Linked DNA regions of Homo sapiens: regions 2 and 3 are each linked to region 1. The links are chromatin contacts, found by Hi-C in ENCODE. All regions are on one chromosome and are shown on one strand. The core of a region is the stretch at or near the end of the contact, and the rest is flanking DNA. Distances in the headings are between cores, read along the strand shown.

Region 1 (4,675 bases), core at 1,655-4,154:
GACTGTGCCCTCTCCCTCAGATACTCTCCCCTCCCCTCAGACCCTCACCTCCTCACTCAGACCCTCACTTCCTCCTTCAGACCCTCACCTCCTCCCTCAGACCCTTACCTCCTCCTTCAAACCCTCACCTATTCTCTCAAACCCTCACCTCCTTCCTCAGATGCTTATCTCCTCCTTCAGACCCTCACCTCCTCCCTCAGACCCCCACCTCCTCCTTCAGAGCCTCACCTCCTCTCAGACCCTCACCTCCTCCCTCCAAACCTCACCTCCACCTTCAGACCCTTACCTCCTCCTTTAGACCCTCACCTCCTCTCTCAAACCCTCACCTCCTTCCTCACATGCTTATCTCCTCCTTCAGACTCTCACCTCCTCCCTCAGACCCCCACCTCCTTCAGACCCTCGTCTCCTCTCTCAGACCCTCACCTCCTCCCTTAGCCCCTCATCTCCTCCCCCCGAACCTCACCTCCACCTTCAGACCCTCACCTCCTCCTTCAGACCCTCACCTCCTCTCTCAAACCCTCGCCTCCTTCCTCAGACTCTTATCTCCTCCTTCAGACCCTTGTCTCCTCCCTCAGACCTTCACCTCCTCCCTCCAAACCTCGCCTCCACCCTCAGACCCTTATTTCCTCCATCAGACCCTTACCTCCTCCAACAGACCCTGTCCTCCTCCTTCAGATCCTCTCCCCCTCCTCCCACTAAACCATCTACTTCTCTCTCAGACCTATCTTCCTTCTTCAGATCCTCCTCCTTCTGACCCTTTTATCCCTCTTCCAACCTCAGAGAACCATCAGCACCCTCTCTTCCAGCAGCACCGTCTCTCCCAGCCCTTCGAAGCTCCCACCGGACCCATCACATCTTCTCCCCTCTACAGTCCTGCTAGGTTGGAACCACTGCACCAGCTGCCCTGGGATGCCAGGAGTGGGACAGGCTTGGGTGTCCTTCCCACCCTACCTCTGAGGGTCCCCACCCTAAGCCTCGCCCCTCCAAACCTCAGCTTTCCTTTCTGTGCATTGGGATAGTGCTCCACACCCCTCTCCTGTGTCTGAGGGTCCCCAGGGGTGGGGTTGGATGGGCAGGGAACACAGCCCCCAGCCTGTCCAACCGAATTCCTCCCCTCTTCCCTTGCTGTGGCCCCCACAACACCAGCAGGCAGGGGTTGCCATTGGTCCCATTTTCCAGAAGAACAAACTGAGTCTCAAGGCAGGGGATGGCTTGTCTGAGGTCCCACCGGGAGCAAGGGGTGGAGGTGGAATTAACACAGGTCTGTGCTCGGGATGTTTCGCCATGAAGGGGGATAAGGGAGATCCAGAGAGAGGTCGAAAGGAAGGGAAGGGGTGAGGCCTCTCCACACAGCCACTTCTCACATCCTGGGTTAACGATCCACTCGGGTGGGGCCCGAGTCCGGCCAAAGTCCCTTCCCGGGGCCCCAATACCCACTTTCAAGGTCCCAGGGGACACAGAGACAGCAACAGAGATGGGGAGACAGAGACAGAGGGCGGGGCAGGAGACAACCAGAGGGAGGTCAGGCAAGTTTCGAAGACAGAAGGAGACCGGGGGAGAGAACCAGAGAGACGCCGCGTGCCCCCTGGGCAAGTCCGGGGTGCAGCCCCCATGCCCCGCCCCCTGTGTCCCCAAAGCCTCCCTCTCCGCCTCCTGTGACTCAGTGACCCGGACTCAACCCCAGCGGCTGCCCCGCCCCCAGGGAAATCCGGGAAAGCCCCGGACCTTCGGGGCCCCACCCCGGGGCGGGGAGAGGGAGAGGAGGGGAGGAGACGGGGAAGAGTCCCGCCTCCCTCCTCCCTCCCTCCCATCTCCAGCCTGAGTCATGCCCCCAACCCGCCTAGCCTGTTCCCCACCCATCAACCCCTCCTCGAGGTGGGAGGGGAAGTCGGGGGGAAGCCAAACTGCTCCCCGCTCCTGCAGCACCGGCCTCGGTCGCGCTGACTCTGGCCTGGTGTCCGTGTCTCTTGCTATCTCTCTTTCTCTCAAGATCTCTGCGCCTGTCTCCATGTCTCTTTCTCTCTGTGCACCTAGGATTTTCCGAGCACCCACCCCGGTGCCCCGCGGGCCCCGGCTGGGGGCAGGGCCCCCAACGAGTGCAGAGACACAATCAGTGGAGCGCTCCCCACCCTCACCCCACCCCCAGCCCCTTTAGACCCACAGCTGATGAGGCACGTGGAGTGGCAGAGATGGAAGAGGGGAGGGAGAGGAATCGTTCCTGGCCGCCTGCCGAGTGCCAGTCCCTGCCCCGGGTGCGTCTCTTCACTCCCACTAAGGAGGAAACGGCTCAGAGAGGGGAAGTGTTTGGCCAAGGTCACCCAGCGAGTAAGTGGGAACCGAGATTCCAAACCCCGTCCCAGAGATGCCAAGGCCTCCTGAGAGACAGAGAAGCAGACAGCAACTGAGAGGCAGAGAGATGGTGACAGACACAAAGAGACAAAAGAGAGAGACAGAGACGGAACAGAGCACACAGAGACAAACGCGGGGTTGCGGAGAGAAACACCTACTCAGACAGGAGAACCAGAGAGACAGTTACAGACTCAGAGATAGAGATGTTGAGAGATAGGGCCAGAAAGACAAAAACAGAGGCAGAGAGAGCGGCCCTTGGCAGCAGGGGTGGGGACACCCCCCCACCCCCCGACCCCGCCTCCTCTCCCCCCACCCCTCCTTTCCTCTCCCTCCCCCGCCGAGGCCTGGCTGCCCCAGGCGCCGCGGGCCGGGAGGGGGCAAGCGGGGCGCGGCGCGGGCGGGGCGCAGGGCAGGCTGCACCTCAGAGCGGCGGGAGCAGCGGCGGGTCCAGGAAACCCCTGGGGCGTACGGGTGGCCCCGGGGGGGCCGGGGGCGGGGAGGCGGGCGGCCGGCACCGCCCCGGCCGACAAAAGTCCCTTCAGTTCAGCCGGCTGCAGGGGAAGTCCCGGCGCCCGGCGAAACCACCCTCCCGTGCAGCCGAGCCCAGCCGCTCTCCGGCCGCCGTCCCCGGCGGCCCCATGCCCCGATGCCCCGCGGGGGCCATGGACGAGGGGCCCGTGGACCTGCGCACCCGGCCCAAGGCCGCCGGACTCCCGGGCGCCGCGCTGCCGCTCCGCAAGCGCCCGCTGCGCGCGCCCTCCCCGGAGCCCGCCGCTCCCCGCGGCGCTGCGGGCCTTGTCGTCCCCCTGGACCCTCTGCGCGGCGGCTGCGACCTGCCGGCGGTCCCCGGGCCCCCCCACGGCCTGGCCCGGCCGGAGGCGCTTTACTACCCCGGTGAGTGGCCCCCGAGGGTCCGGGCCGGGTGGGATCCACACAGAGCATAGGGTCACCAGAGCCAGGAGGCAGAGCTTGAGGCACAAACCGGTGTCTCTCCAGGGACCTGGGGGACAAGAGGATATAAGCCCAGGTTCCAAGGATATAGATATGAGATCATCGGGGAGCCAGTAAGCTGTGCCTTGGGATCTGGGGATTTGGGGACCCTGGGGGGCAAAGCCCAGGGGCTGAGTGACGTGGGGGGGGGGGGGCCAGGGACAATGCCCAGTGGTACAAATATGGGGGTGTCAGGGAATCAGGGCACAGAGCCTGGTATCCTAGGGGCAAGAAAGTACAAGCTCTTAAGCCAGATGTGTAGCGTTATGAGGAAGCTGAGCTGGGCTGGAGAAACTGGGGTTCCCTGTATCCTGATATTATTAGAATCAAAGGGAGTCAGGGTAACAGAGACTGGGGTTCTAAGGAGACAGATACTGAGGATCTCAGGATGTCACAATCTCAGGAACCAAGATATCTGGAGACATGGGCATTATGAAAACAGAGATGGGGTTCTGAGCACCCCAATATCTGGGATCACAAGGATCCAAGGAAATGAACCAGAGCTCCAGGGACCCAGATACCAGGGGGTCTTGAGGACCCAGGAGAACAGAGACCCGGGTTTCTGGGTACTCAGTTATGTGGGGCCACAAGTGATCAGGGTCCTATTTGAGGTCAAGATCAGGTGGGCAGAAGGGATCAGGGGACTGAGGATCCTAAGATTGGGTAATTCTGAGACTTTGGGTAATTTAGAGGCAGGATGAAAATTTCAGGGGTCTCCAGACAGAAAGCCTCAAGGCCTCAAGGCCTGGTATTGGAGATACGAGGACCTGGAAACTTGGGAGTTCAAGAACAGAGGGCCCACAAGGATCAGCAGATGACGAAGACCACACACTCTTCTCTCCATCCTATCTCCATCCCTGATCTCAAGAAGGGGTGTCCTCTACCACAGCTGTGGCCACGTCACCATCCCCAATTGACCCCCAAAGCTGCAGAGAGCCGTTCTACAGAGCCCCAAAACTTTAGGTAGTTTCTGCACCCTCCACCCCATCAGCGTGACAGCTGGAGAGCCTCAAGCTATGTGCATCAGGAGTTCTGCCACGGCCTCCCAGCTTTCCTATTCCAAGAGTGAGAAAGCAGGCCTCAGTTTTCCCCGTCTGTGTGATGGGTTGGTATGGATTTGCCTGCTGCCATGGTCCCCTCGCCTTTGTTTGTTTTTGTTTTTGTTTTTTGAGACAGAGTTTTGTTTTGCTCTGTCGCCCAGGCTGGAGTGCATTGGCGTGATCTCGGCTCACTGCAACCTCCGCCTCCCAAGTTCAGGGGATTCTTGTGCCTCAGCCTCCCGAGTAGCTGGGATTACAGGCATGCACCACCACACCTGGCTAATTTTTGTATTTTT
Region 2 (4,355 bases), core at 677-3,176, 6.1 Mb before region 1:
CTCGGCTTACTGCAGCCTCTGCCTCCCGAGTTCCAGTGATTCCCCTACCTCAGCCCCCTGGGTAGCTGGGATTACAGGTGCATGCCACCAAGCCCGGCTAATTTTTGTATTTTTAGTAGAGACGGGGTTTCACCATGTTGGCCAGGCTGGCCTCTAACTCCTGACCTCGTGATCTGCCTGCCTCGGCCTCCCAAAGTGCTGGGATTACAGGCATGAGCCACTGCGCCCGGCCATTTATTTTTAATGTAAACATTTTTTTGTAGAGATGAGATCTTGTTATGTTACCCAGTCTGGCCTCAAACTCTTGGGCTCAAGCACTCTTCCAGCCTTGACTCCCCAGAGTGCTGGGATTGCAAGAGTAAGCCACCAGTGCCTGGCTGAATATTTAAATTTAAGATGCTTCCTGATGCAGTGGCTCGCACCTTTGTTTAAATGTCTGCCTTCTCCATGAAGCCTACCTGAGTAGTTTATTTGCATTCCAGCCCATGCTTGATTTTTCTCCAAATACTCAACACCTTGGAATATACAATACTACCTATTTTTTACTTTTATGTATATTTTTGAGACAGGATTTCGCTTCTGGAGTGCATTGGTGTGATCACAGCTCACTGCAGACTGGAACTCCTGGGCTCAAGTGATGTCCCTTCCTCAGCCTCCTGAGTAGCTGGGACTACAGGTGCACACAGCCATGCCCAGTGAATTTTTACATTTCTTGTAGAGACAGGTTCTTGTTATGTTGCCTAGGCTGGCCTTGAACTCTTGGGCTCAAGCCATCCTCCCGCCTCAGCTTCCCAAAGTGCTGGGATTACAGGTGTGAGCCCCTGTGCCTGTCTACATATTTTTTAAAATTTTGAGTGTTGAGGCCAGGCGCAGTGGCTCATGCCTGTAAGCCCAGCACTTTGGGAGGCCGAGGTGGGCGGATCACCTGAGGTCGGGAGTTTGAGACCAGCCTGACCAACATGGAGAAACCCCGTCTCTACTAAAAATACAAAATTAGCCAGGAGTGGTGGCACATGCCTGTGATCCCAGCTACTCGGGAGGCTGAGGCAGGAGAATAGCTTGAACCTGGGAGGCGGAGGTTGCAGTGAGCCCAGATCACGCCATTGCACTCCAGCCTGGGCAACAAGAGCGAAACTCCGTCTCAAAAAAAAAAATTTGTGTGTTGGTTGGGCGCGGTGGCTCACGCCTGTAATTCCAGCACTTTGGGAGGCTGAGGCGGGAGGATCGCTTGAGCTCAAGAGTTCAAGACCAGCCTGGCCAACATGGTGAAACCCCGTCTCTACTAAAAAAATACAAAAATTAGCCGGGTGTGGTGGAGCATGCCTGTGTTCCCAGCTACTCGGGAGGCTGAGGCAGGAGAATTGCTTGAATCCGGGAGGCGGAGGTTGCAGTGAGCCGAGATCGCGCCACTGCACTCCAGCCTGGGAGACAGAGCGAGACTCCGTCTCAAAAAATAATAAAAATAAAAGTAGATTTGTGTGTATGTGGCTTCCTTTACTAGAAGGTAGTTTCATGAAAGTTGGGATTTTTTTCTGTTTTTAGTGCCTGCGTAAAACATAGTCTGGCACAGAATAGGTGTTCAATAAATATTTGTTGAATTTGTGTCGCTGAATGGGAACCCGGTGCAGTGCATTCCAAGCCTGAGCTGGTTCAGGTCCGATGGCGGGGCCTGCCCTTATGAATCATTCATGATCTGGCCCCGCCCATACGCGAACGACGCGCGCGTTCACGCCGGAGAGGGGGCGCGGCTCGCCCCCGGGCTGAGTCGGGCGGCCAGGAAGCGGGACTCTGCGCAGGCGCCAAGCTCCGGAGCGCGGCCTTGGTGCCTTTTCTGGTTTGGCAGGCGCGCGCGCGCGGGAGGGCGGCAACCTCGGCGCTGTGCGCAGGCGCGGCGGGCAGTGCGCAGGCGCGGGCGGAGGGCGGGCTGAAGCAGCTGAAGCGGCGGTAGCGGCGGCGGCTCGGGCAGAGGGGCGGGAGCTGAGGCGGGAGCGGACAGGCTGGTGGGCGAGCGAGAGGCGGCGGAATGGTGGACTACCACGCGGCGAACCAGTCGTACCAGTACGGCCCCAGCAGCGCGGGCAATGGCGCTGGCGGCGGGGGCAGCATGGGCGACTACATGGCCCAGGAGGACGACTGGGACCGGGACCTGCTGCTGGACCCGGCCTGGGAGAAGCAGCAGCGCAAGGTGCGCGGCCCGCGGGCCGGACGGGCTGGAGGGGCTTTTCTGAGGGGGCCCGGGGAGGGGTGGGAGGTCCTGAAAGGTAACTGGAGCGTCTGTGATGGGAACGGGGGGGTCCCGAGAAGGAATTGGCGGGTCCGGGAAGGGAATTGGAGTCCTGAGGAGGAATCGCCGAGCTAGAGGAAGGAATTGGGAATCTGAAAAGAGAATTGGCGGCTGGGTGGGGAATATGGGAGTCAAATAAAAGGAATCGGGAAGGCTGATGAAGGATTTGGAGGGTCTGGGCGTGCCATTAGGGGAAACCGAGGAGATGACTGGGCAGGCTGAAATGGAACTGGGATCCGAGGCGGGCTTGAAGGGTCGGAGCATGGGTTGGGGGTGCTGGGAGGAGAATCAGGGGAGGCTGAGAAGGGAATTTCTGGGTCTGGGAAGTGTGAGGAGGAGCTTGAGTGTGGAGGGGTTGGTTATTTGGAGAGCAGAAAGATCTGAAGGAGATTGGAATTGGGGGAGCCTCAGGTTGGGGGAGTTATAAAGGGGATGAAGAATCAAGTGTGAGGATGGAGTGGAGATTGTGGGGTCTGAAGACGGGTGGGAAGACTAGGGAGGCTGGGAAGATGAAAACAGGGGCTAAGGGTAGAATTGAGCATGAAAAGACATGGGCTTAGGGTGTGAGGAGGGTAGAGGTGCCAGGACTGGGGGTCTGAGGAGGGTGGGGTGCGGAAGGAAGAAGTTAAGGGGCCCGTGAATCAGACGTTTTTGAAGGGGGTGAGATTTATTTGTGGTGCCCTGTTCCAAAGGGGAGAAGATTAAGAGATAGGAGGAATAATAAGAGGAATTGATGAGGGATGGAGAAGCCGAAGTAGAGGGGATACGGAGAGTGGGGATAATTTGGGGAGGGATTTCTAAAGAATTGATGGGAAGCTGAAAAGCTAAAGCGTTGGAGAGAATGAGGAAGTGTAGAGGGAGAAGGTGAGATCGGTGGGAGGGAGGGTGAGCTGGAATGGTGGATAATGGGAGAGAGGTTCGTTTAGGAAAATGAAAGTCTCATTAGAAAGGGAATGCGTAATGGATAGACTGAGAAAGGAATTTGAGGAGGGGGTGCTGGCTCCTGGAGGTGCAGTCCCGGGACTGGAGAGCGTGTGTGTGTCGTGCAGGCAGAATGAGTTTGGGGAGGAAGCGTTGAGAGTGTCCAGGAAGAATTGTGTCTTTTTTGGAGAGACCGGAGGTAGGTGAAGGGATCCTGAAGCAGAGACTGTGTTCAGGTGGCACTGTTTTTTTGGGGGGCGGGGGGGGCAACTTGGTAGGGCCCCACAGCAGTGAAAAGGTGATCAGAAGTGGAGTGGGATCCCCGAGCGAGGTGTCAGTGTCTGTGGGGGGGGGATAAATCCAGTGTGGTTGAGGGGGGAGCTCTGAGTGTGTGCAGGAAGAGCTAAAGAAAGGAGCGTGGTGAGTGGGTGTGTGTGGGGGGAAGGGGTTGTTCAGAAGTTTTGTGCGTGAAATGGGTGGGAGGTACTTGAAGTTGGAAGCATTTCGTGGGATCTGGAGATCTGGATTTTCTTTCCAGATTTGTTACTGATTCGCTCTGTGGCCTTGGACAAGACCCTTGAACTCTCCGGGCAGTTTTGTTATCTGCAAAATGCAAAGGGATCCGAGGGTTCCCTGCGGTGATTCTGTTAATAAAGAGGGATGTGTGTAGAGTTGGGACTTTGGACAGGGCTCTGAAGGTTTGGGAGAGTGAGTTTGGTGGAGATTTTTCAGGAACAGGCTACAGGGCTTTGAGTGGTGACCTGGCAGAGTGGGGAGTGACTGGAAGCCTCTCGAGGGCGCGAGTTGGTGGCCAGGAGCTTGGCACAGGCAGCCTAGCCCAGGCTGGAGGGGAAAGGGTGGGAAGGGTGGAAGGAGCAGCTGTTCCAAGGCAGCCTGAGGTGGGGCCGGGCATAACCTTGGGTCCATTACCAGCGTTGCTTGAATTTCCTCATCCGTAGTAACTGAGGGGCATGGCAGTGGCTTGGTGGGAGGGGTGTCCTTATCCGTGGCCCCACCTACTGCAGGATGGACAGGTTGCGATAGTTGGCATAAATTCACTTTTTGAGGGGAAGGTGAGATCTGTTCTGGAGTCTCAACAATAATTTATTGCCTGAGGCAGTGCCAGGTTGGAAAAGGTTGCCAAGAGACC
Region 3 (4,174 bases), core at 1,675-4,174, 6.6 Mb after region 1:
TTTGAGACTGAGTCTAGCTCTGTCACCCAGGCTGGAGTACAGGGACACAATCCTGGCTCACTGCAACCTCTGCCTCCCAGGTTCAAGCGATTCTCCTGCCTCAGCCTCCCGAGTAGCTGGGACTACAGATACGTGCCACCATGCCTGGCTAATTTTTTTATTTTTAGGAGAGATGGGGTTTCACCATGTTGGCCTGGCTGGTCTCAAACTCCTGACCTCAACTGATCCACTCGCCTCAGCCTCACAAAGTGCAGGGATTAGAGGTGTGAGCCACCGCGCCTGGCCGAGAATCACTAGATTTTGATATAATCCATGAGTTGGAGTTGGGCAGGACAAAGGACAGAAAGCAGAGGTAGGAGGGTGGTGCTGGAAGAAGGCATGGAACGGGCAAGCCGCGGCCTGGTCTGTCAGGACAGGAGGAGCAGGTCACAGTGGCAGAAGCACAAAGGGTAAGGGAGGGTCCAAGGAGGGAAGTGGACGGCTGAAGCAGACCATGAAGAGGAGGCTGGACCACAAAGCATCCCAAATGCCAGGCAGAGGGGCTGCGACTCTGTCCTGAGGGTGCTGGGGAGCCACAGGCAGGCTGGGAGCAGGGGAGAGCAGGGTGAGCTCTGGGTGCAGAAAGGCCCCTAAGGCTGGGTAGAGGTGGGCTGAGAGGGAGAGACTGGGAGTGAGGGAGGACCCGGGTGAGGGTCCAGGTGAGACAATGACACCAAGAGACAATAGGGCAAGAAGGGTGGGGGGTGGAGAACTGACAGCTTTGGGAGAAGGGAAAGAGGGTGGGACAGTACCCAGGTCTAATCTGGTGTTTAGGAAGCTGGCAGGGTCTGAATCATTTATTTGTTCTGAAAAGGACATCAACAGACACATCCAGTGAGACAGGATGTAATGCAGGGAGCCCTGGGGCACTGCGGGAGGGGAAGGCAGCACCCTCTGGAAAGGACAGTAGCTGATTCAACGCGGCCTTCACGCTTCCCCTCTGTTCTCTCCCTGAGCACACCAGAGACATCCATGTGCCAGGCTCTGTGCTGAGTGATGCTGGGACCAGAGCTGAGTCAAACGTGGGCCTGCACCATGGGGGAGACGGATCCAATCCCAGACATGCCAGGCGTGGAAGGCCAGGGCTGGGATGGAGAGAAGAGGCCCAGGGAGCTGTAGGACTCCAAAGATGTGACAGTAACGAACAGTCAGAGCAGGGAGGAAACCAAGTGTTGGGTCCCAGGACCCCAAGAGGAATGTGTCTCAAAAGGGCTACAGGTGACATCCCTGTCATGTGCTGCCAGAGGCATCATTAGGACAGGGGGCATTGAGGGAGATGGGAGAGCAGAGTCTAGAGCCAGACTTGCCCGGGGTTTCGATCGTAACTCTGCCACTTACTGGCTGGGAGATCTGACAGGCCTCAGTTTCCTCATCTATCCAATGGAATTAATAATACAAAGGGTCGGCCAGGCACGGTGGCTCACACCTGTAATCCCAGCACTTTGGGGGGCCGAGGCAGGCGGGTGGATCACCTGAGGTCTGGAGTTTGAGACCAGCCTGACCAACATGGTGAAACCCCATCTCTACTAAAAATACAAAAAATTAGCCAGGTGTGGTGGCACATGCCTGTAATCCCAGCTACCTGGGAGGCTGAGGTAGGAGAATTGCTTGAACTCGGGAGGCTGAGGTTGCAGTGAGCCAAGACTGCGCCATTGCACTCCAGCCTGGGCAAAAAGAGCAAAACTCCGTCTCAAAAAATAAAAATAAATAATAAATAATACAAAGGGTACTGAAAGGACTGAATGGGTTAATCTCTGCAAAGGACTTGGAACGATGCCTGCCACGTAAGTACCCGCTAAATGCTGGCTGCTATCATCACTGACACTTTCATGCTCAAGTCTGGCTCCTGTACCCTCTTCCCCAGCCCACTCCCTAAGCAGGCAGGGGCAGTATCAGTGTCAACTTTGTGACCCTGGTTTTGCCCACCCTGAGGCCTCCAGGGTGCCAGGCCCTGCGCTAGGTAATGCTGGGGACACGGAGGTAAGTCCCCAGGCTGATGGGAAGGACAGACATGGACAGACAGTCACCATCTTCAGTCCAGTTCAGGCCAAGCATTGAGAGAAACGGGCCTGAGAGACCGTGTCTGATTCACCTCTGTCCACACCAGCTTCCCTCTGGGGACAACAAGCCAGGCGCTGAGAGCACCCTCCCCCACCTCTTTCATGGAGAATGTGAGCTACCCCCAGCTCAGTCAGGTTGGCTCCTTGAACTTTCATCTCTAGCAAACACACTTCTCTCTCCCTAGCTAGAGCCTCCTGGCTCACCCTGTGGCTATGGAGGGTGGAAAGCAGCTTCTGGGGCCCCACAGGACCCTGTCTGACTCCCTCTATAGCACATTTCGGGTAATATAAGAGTACAATGGTAAGTAATGCAGCCTAGTGGGTGAAAGCAGTCAGAGGAACCTGGATAGAACTCTCGGCTCTGCCCTTCTCTAGCTGGGTGACCTCTCTGTGCCTCAGTTTCTCCGTGCATTAAACAGGGACCGTGACTTCTTCCAGTGGGTAAGAAATAGAGAAAGCAACTCACTCTGAACAGTTATCAAGAGAGTGAATCCAGAACGAGGGAAAAGAGAACATGGCCGTGACCCCGGAGGGATCGGATGTTAGAACTTCACTCTTGGATTTTTGCCCTCAGGTGACTTTGACGTTTGGGGGTTAAAGCGGCAGAGGTCGGGGGTTACGAGAAGACCCCCACCCAGTGTGCGCTCGTGGCCCCGGAAGCACACGGCTGCGGGACTCAGGGATGTGGGAGAGGGGGGCCCGATCACCTTCACGGCGTAGTCGATGACCCTCTTGACAGCTACGAGCACGCGCAGCTCCGCCATCTTCCCGCCGCAGCCACTTACAGGGTCAGCCCGCACCCTCAGCGGCTCAGTCCAGAAGCCCCACCACCCCCGCCCCCCGCGCCCCTCTCTGCGCCTGCGCGCAGCACGGTCAGCCAGTCAACCGCTGCAGAGCCCGCCTCCCCGACAGAGGACCAATCGAGAGGCCGGAAGGAAGGGAGGTGTGGCAAGCAATGCAAACCAATGGGAAGCGGATCTCGGGGAGCGAGCGGGACCTGGAGAGAGAAGGAAAGGCCTGGCGGAGAGGGCAGGGCAGAGAACTAGGGGAAAGGTCGTGCACTGGAGGGAAGCGCGCCCGGAGTTTATAGATCCTCCCGGTCCTATAAACACTTCCCGGTATCCCCGGATCTGCTCTCCCTCTCCAGATCCCCCACTTCTTCCCGGCCTCTCCAAGTCGCGGTACTCGTATTCCCACGCCTCTGAATCCTCGCGCGTCGGTCTCTCCACTCTCTCCATCCCCGTGTTCCCTGTCCCTTCCATATCCGTATCCTCCCCTGTCCGTGTCTCTACTTCACCTCCATGTCGTCCCCACAGCCTCTCCACACCCTCTCCAAAGGCCCACGTCCCCTCCTGGCCCCGCCCCTCCCACATGTCCCTGTTCCCATCCCAATCCATGGAGACTTGTGTCTCCATGTCTGTGTCTCCCTGTCTCCACGTTCCCTATGAGTTCATGTCCTTATGTCTTCCCTGAGCCTCTATGCAACCCCGTGCCTGCGTCCCCACGACCCGCAGAAAAGCACGCGGAGCCGCAGCGCTAAAAAAAGCCGTTCCTTTATTCTGCCCCAGGCAGGCTGCAGTCACAGACACACGGGGAATCCACTGATGGCGTCGGTGCTCTGCATGATCATGTCTGCCAGCAGAAAGCAGAAGCCTGGGGGGACGGGGGTGCGGAGCAGGGAGAGGAAGGTGGGCCCTGGGGCGGATGGCCGGGAGGGCCCCGGGGACTGGGGTTTGGGGCTCCAAGGGGGTCTCTGCCGGGTCTGCGGGAGTCGTTAGTGTGTTGGGGAGTCCCCGAGAGGTCCCCGGGGTTTCCTGGGAGGGCAGCTGGGGAGCCTCTGGGGTGAGGGTCTTCTGGGCAGTCTCCTCCACCCTCTTCCCGCTGTCCAGTTTACCCGCGAGAATTGAGAAGGGTAAGGCCAGCCACCCAGAAAAATAGGACCAAGAGAAGAAGACGTTGTTCTTCCACGCATTCTTCACGGTGTAGCCTATCAAGGCGGTCAGCAGCAGCAGTCCTGGGCCCCGCCCAGCCGCAAGATGAGCTAGCTGGGCCTGGTGGGGGCTGCACCCAGGCCA

What was found. Hi-C counts contacts between places; a loop is a spot of excess contacts on that map. Pooled maps may share reads with other maps.
Region 2: a pooled map shows a loop between it and region 1 (6-fold over the local background). The contact joins the promoter of ACTN4 here to the promoter of BCL3 in region 1. A Hi-C loop is called at or near these places in 5 of 50 pooled maps.
Region 3: a loop to region 1 is called in a map of sigmoid colon, with 5 times the contacts of the local background. The contact joins the promoter of ETFB here to the promoter of BCL3 in region 1. A Hi-C loop is called at or near these places in 2 of 168 maps with a recorded cell type or tissue (CD8-positive, alpha-beta T cell and sigmoid colon) and 11 of 50 pooled maps.

The regions. Positions count from the first base shown.
Region 1 is chr19:44,745,804-44,750,478 of GRCh38, forward strand. BCL3 (BCL3 transcription coactivator) reads left to right here and starts at 2,905. Exons shown (of 9, transcript NM_005178.5): 1 at 2,905-3,243. The coding sequence starts at 2,988. RefSeq lists silencers at 1,474-1,953, 2,014-2,143, 2,554-3,143.
Region 2 is chr19:38,645,723-38,650,077 of GRCh38, forward strand. ACTN4 (actinin alpha 4) reads left to right here and starts at 1,927. Exons shown (of 21, transcript NM_004924.6): 1 at 1,927-2,185. The coding sequence starts at 2,024. RefSeq lists silencers at 1,767-1,956, 2,187-2,266, 3,450-3,648, 3,607-3,901 and an enhancer at 3,607-3,901.
Region 3 is chr19:51,363,464-51,367,637 of GRCh38, forward strand. ETFB (electron transfer flavoprotein subunit beta) reads right to left here and starts at 2,925. Exons shown (of 6, transcript NM_001985.3): 1 at 2,807-2,925. The coding sequence starts at 2,863. CLDND2 (claudin domain containing 2) reads right to left here. Exons shown (of 4, transcript NM_152353.3): 3 at 3,994-4,113; 4 at 3,635-3,752. The coding sequence ends at 3,679. RefSeq lists an enhancer at 2,532-3,491 and silencers at 3,721-3,770, 4,041-4,174.